Regions from separate parts of the Homo sapiens genome. Here region 1 is linked to region 2. The links are chromatin contacts, found by Hi-C or POLR2A ChIA-PET in ENCODE. All regions are on one chromosome and are shown on one strand. The core of a region is the stretch at or near the end of the contact, and the rest is flanking DNA. Distances in the headings are between cores, read along the strand shown. Region 1 overlaps PIP5K1B (phosphatidylinositol-4-phosphate 5-kinase type 1 beta). Region 2 overlaps TMEM252-DT (TMEM252 divergent transcript).

Region 1 (2,700 bases), core at 32-2,531, 280 kb before region 2:
TGAAAGGTTATTAACAGTCTTCCACAGAACTGAGAAATTATGGGCTCCTTTCCAAGAAAGAAGAAGAAGATCATCTATAATTTATTCTCTTTCAAAAGAAAGTATCTGCTAACATCTTAAAAGGAAATGTGTGACCAAATCCTTGACCAAAATATTCTTTGGAATTGCTACTTCAAGTTATTAACTTAGGCCAATAAATGTTGTTAGTAGCAGGAAGTAGAAATCTAATGTCTAGATGGGACTGCGTGTGTGTGTGTGTGTGTGTGTGTGTGTATGTGTGTGTATGTGTGTGAGAGAGAGAGACAGAGAGACAGAGACGGAATGGGAGAAAGAAGGAGAGAGAAAGATGGGAGAAACTGCTCTTTGTTAACTGATTTTTTTCTTCAGTTACATCAATTAAGACATTCTTGGCTGGGCGCAGTGGCTCACATCTGTAATCCCTGCACTTTGGGAGGCCAAGGCAGGTGGATCACCTGAGGTCAGGAGTTCGAGACCAGCCTGGCCAACATGGCGAAATCCTGTCTCTACTAAAAGTACAAAAATTAGCCAGGCGTCGTGGCACGCACCTGTTGTCCCAGCTACTCAGGAGGGTGAGGTAAGAGAATTGCTTGACCCTGGGAGGCAGAGGTTGCAGTGAGCTGAGATTGCACCACTGCACTCCAGCCTGGGTGACAGAGCAAGACTCCATCTCAAAAAAAAAAAAAAAAAAAAAAAAAAGACAACCTCAGGCAGCCAGCATGTATAAATGTTGATGTAGAAATCCATACCAATTAAAAAGTTTTCACTTTCTCTGTGTATTTGTTAGGCATTGTGTTGAACACTGAAATGCATTTTTTTGTCCCATGTTCACACCAAGCAGGTGTCATTACTATCCCCCTGGTACAGGTGAGAAACAAGGGTAAGAGGCCAAATAACCAGCATTGTGCCTGGTCACATGGCTAGTTCAGCAGTGAATGCAGAGTTCAAATCCAGGCTGTTCACCATCAGAGTCAGGACTCACACTTACTGTAGCTTGGTTGTGTGAGAACTTCATTTCAAATGCCCTACTGATCATCCCTACAAAAAAAGACCTCTCTCAAAGTTAGGTCCTTTGGATTTCACATAGACACAGATATCATTTTGTTTTTCTGGCCGCTAGGCTGGATGTCATGTATTTGAAGAGCTATTCAAATTTATGTTGTCCTTATTCTTAGATTTGAACTGATCTACTAACCTAAGATTCTGAGTTTATAAAGACCGTTGTTTCATTTCCTCTTAGAGTCTAGCAACACAGTTTCCTGCACATACTCTGAAGTCTCTGAGAAAGCAGAAATATATACAGTATAATAAGGAAAATAAGTCACTTACCCCATCATAAACAAGAGCTTTCCAGGAATGTTCTAACTTCTTCATTAACCTAAATATAAATGGAAAAATTGAAATGAGAATGTAAAATCACTCTCATTTGGTGATTTTTCAGAACCTTTTGTAGATTGATTTTGAAATAATAAAAGACCACTCCTCAAACTTCTTACCTATATGATTGCAGAATGTCAATAATGCCCATAAATAAAAGTAGTTTTTCTCCCCTATGGCTTTTAGCTGGAATGCCTCCCATTCTGTTGATGGAGCAAAAGAGAAAATATTTGATTACATATTATAAGAATAGGAAGTTAAAAAATCATTTCTAATAAATAGACTGAAAATAAAAATTGACAATTTTTAAGAATTCTGGGCTATCTCCCATTCATCTTTTTTTTTTGTTTGTTCCTTTTTGTTTTTGTTTTTTGGCCATCAGTTAAGGTCATCCTGGGAATCCAGAATGATGTATTAATACTTCCCTACAAAGGAGAATAATATCGTAGCTGCTAACCGTGAAGAGTTGGATGGGAAGAATCCAATTTAAAACTTATTCCTACTTTAAAACTATGAGCAAGAATTTTTAGACCATTATAAAATATTCCTTTTAAAAAATGCAATACTTTTTTCTGATCAAAAGAGTAATGTATGTTTACTTTTAAAAATAAAATACAGAAAAACACAAAGAAAAAATATAATTAAACAGTTATTCCTAGGATGCAAAGATAACTACTTAATATCTGGTATGCTTTTCTAGTATGTGTGTGTGTGTATGTATTTATTAGTCAAGAAAAGGTATTATTTATCATGTTTTATAACCTGATTTTTTTACTTGCTAAATGACAAACATTTCCTTATATTCAATGCTAGCGTGGTTTTTAATAGCCTTATTGTATTTCACCATACTGATATAGGATAATTTAACTGATTATTGGACAGTTAGATCGATTTGCAAGAAAGAACTTTTCAAAAAATATTTAATATGTGTTAATTTCCTTTACAAAAATGAAATATGCCCATGGTTTAGTCATCGTTGGAGAATTCTAGAAGGCAGGCACTTATGGCCTTGGAAAATGATTGCTTTCTTTCAGTCTCCTTGCTCAGCTAGTACACATAACTGATGCAGTCTGCCATTTCAATAACTTACTTTGGTTGCAGTTGTTTCTGTTAGTCAATATGCATTTTACACATGCAAATTAATCCTGTAGTTACTACCACATCTGGCTGAGACGAGAGACCACATCTGTCAGGGTGCAGGACTAGAACAACAGAATCCCCTTAGGCAGACAAAAAGCTCTGAATTGCGAACATCATTCTTATTGTGTATTTGCTTAAAACATCTTTACTCAGGCTGGGTGCAGT
Region 2 (2,700 bases), core at 77-2,576:
GTGTATAATTTTTAGGAAATGTGCAGATCACGTTAAGGTTGTCACAAATGTTAAGCACTTCCCTTTCATTTTCTCTCTCTCGGGTATCTAATTCGATGAGACCTCAATAAAATAATGTAGTAGGAGTTAGGATTTACTAAGCCTTCTTGAGAGCACGTAATCCTTCCAACATCCCTGTGAAGTAGATGCTATTATAGTCTCAATAGTAGAGATGAGGAAATTGAGCTTTAGAGGGGTTAAGTAACTGGTCTGAGGTCACTTGCTATTCTGTGGTAACAGGATTCACAGGATTCAAAGCTTTATCTGAGGCATAAGTTCTGGTGATCTATTGCACAGTGTAGTGACTAGAACAATAATGGATTGTATATTTCAAAATTGCTGAAAGACTAGATTTTAAATGTTCTCATCACAAAAAAATGAGTATGTAAGGTAATGTGTATGGTTAATTAGCCTGATTTGATCATTCCACAATGTATGCATGTATTGAAACATCACATTGTACCACATAAGTATATACAATTATTATTTGTCAATTTAAAGTAAAATTAAAACATTTTTAGAAAGCTTTATCTGCCTACTGCAGGATTCTTTGCTGCCGTGCTGGGCTACATGCCTCATCAGAAAAGACGCTGATAGGCAAATCCACTCAGACATAAACTAGTCTGCAAGGGAGGCAGGACTTCCCTGAGGTAAGATTAAAACCTGTGTTTGTGGCTTGGAGGTTATCACAGCAACATCCCTTAGTAGAAGGTTATCTCTTCTTAAAGTATCACAGTGTGAATGAAACTTATTATAAAATAGGGGAGAAAAGCAAGAGAAATGAAACAAGAAATACCACCTCAAAACGCAACAAGTTTATTTAAGGTTAATCTACGCAGAGAGACAATTGTCCATAGAACCTTAAAGTACTCAGGCAAATATGTAGCAGGTGGGATTTCCAAGTTGCTGCTCTGGGATTTCCAACGTTTTACTGTGCAGCCTGAGGGCAAGTTTCTTTGTTGACTGTGTACTTCTACTTCACCACAGAGTACTTCATTTTGATCTGCGCTATGATATTTTTCAGAGAGTTGCTTATTTCAGGGAAATGCCATATACAACGAAGAGACGTCCGGAAATACTTTACATCAGATCTGGGCAGTTTCCCTGAGACAAAATGGCTGCCCACAGGGTTTTCACAGGGGCGGGTCTTTGGTCATTTTTAATTGACATCAGTGAAATTTGACCCGTGGCTAGAGGTCACCAGGATGTGTGCTTGAGTTTACTTCCCCTTCTTTAAGCTCCAGTGACTCCACCCAGCAAAACAAGGGATGGAATGATTGACATCTGTCTGCCAAGGGCTCTCCTGGGAACTTCAGGAGCATTCTATTTCTAGGAAGAAAGCAAGACTCTAGGGTCGGGATTTTCCATTACTGCTTCTGGAAATCTAAGAAATGCTTTTTAGTCTCTCTTCTTCCCTTCTTCTATTCCACCGAAAATAAAAACTTTCCCCCAAACCTATAAACCGTGAAAGTAAAGAGATAACACAAACAGACATTTTTGTTGACGTTCCTTCTTCTTTCACTTCAGCTTCTTCGTTAGAAGCAATTCGTGGCCTTTGAAGGTTGAATCAGGAAAGTTAAAGGACTGTAATTATTCAAAGTGTACTTTTCTTCTGGGGATGCTTGGGGGTTGACTTTGGGGTTCCACGGCCTGGAAATTTAAGGCAATAAAGAGCAAATGACAGTGACTGCCTCATGAAAAGTTTGCTTTCTCAATGCTGTGACAGGAGCTATAGAATAAAAAAAATCCTTGCATGTCATTTATTCATAATCTTATGAAGTAGATTATCTTTGCCCTATTTATGTTTCTCACTTTAGATTATTGGGGAACAGCCTGAATCCAGGGAGGGTGATGTTTCTGGCTTCTTGCCTTATAACTAACTTTTTAGCAACTCCCAGTTTCTTGATTTCACTAATCTTTCCCAAGCCTTAAAATCTCTTTATAAGATATTGAACTTTAACTGACAGCAAGTATATTTGAAGATAGGGTTGGTAGAAGAAAAACAGAACTACACCGTAATTATAACTATATATGCATATTAACAATGGCCTACATATATTTTCCAGCCATTGGGCTAAGCTCCTTATAGGAATTACCTCTCTATAATTACCTTATAGAATTCTATAATTACCTTATAGAATTTACAGTAATCCTATAAGGTTGGTACTATTATCATCTCTTTATTTTCTGCTGAGGAAACTGAGATTTAGAATGATTGAACAGCCATTGCAAAATTGTAACTGAGACGGTGAAAGAGATCTGACCTAACCAACTCCATCTCGCTTCTAACCTCCAAGCTGTCCTTGTTCATTCCTGGGCATAGGCCGAACTAACTTTGGGAGAAACAGTTTATAGTTTAAAACAAAGATGATGACAGCCCTTTCCCAAAACAAACCTCCTTTTTGCCTGGGGACTAGACTGCCTTTGTAGGACTGAGAAATTAGCCACAAGGTTAAAAATTATGATTTAGAAGTCATGCAGCTGGAGGCTATAAAATTCTGACCCTCCCTAAACTTCTCCTAAGATTAGTGCTTGAGATATTTTGCAGCCCCTGCACTTAATGGATCATCTGGCACCACCCAGATCGATAAACTGGCTCATCTGATCTTGTGGCCCCCACCCAGGAACTGACTCAGTACAAGAAGACAGCTTTGACTCCCT

What was found. A loop is a pair of places that touch in the nucleus more often than their neighbours do. ChIA-PET counts read pairs that join two places held with the same protein, here RNA polymerase II (POLR2A). Pooled maps may share reads with other maps.
Region 1: a loop to region 2 is called in a pooled map, with 4 times the contacts of the local background. The contact joins two enhancer-like sites. A Hi-C loop is called at or near these places in 6 of 37 single-sample maps with no recorded cell type and 7 of 50 pooled maps. POLR2A ChIA-PET finds 5 or more read pairs at or near these places in 2 of 52 experiments (activated T-cell and activated naive CD4-positive, alpha-beta T cell).

The regions. Positions count from the first base shown.
Region 1 is chr9:68,918,377-68,921,076 of GRCh38, reverse strand. It overlaps PIP5K1B (phosphatidylinositol-4-phosphate 5-kinase type 1 beta), which reads right to left. Exons shown (of 16, transcript NM_003558.4): 10 at 1,515-1,598; 11 at 1,348-1,396. Among named protein-coding and RNA genes, the nearest start is that of PRKACG, 94 kb to the left of the region's middle. Within about 2 kb of position 1,281, at least 2 of the 41 ENCODE cell types and tissues checked have a DNase peak (open chromatin) inside an H3K27ac peak, as active enhancers do.
Region 2 is chr9:68,642,582-68,645,281 of GRCh38, reverse strand. TMEM252-DT (TMEM252 divergent transcript) reads right to left here. Exons shown (of 5, transcript NR_187592.1): 5 at 832-1,689. Among named protein-coding and RNA genes, the nearest start is that of PIP5K1B, 61 kb to the left of the region's middle. RefSeq lists an enhancer at 1,293-1,372. Within about 2 kb of position 1,326, at least 3 of the 41 ENCODE cell types and tissues checked have a DNase peak (open chromatin) inside an H3K27ac peak, as active enhancers do.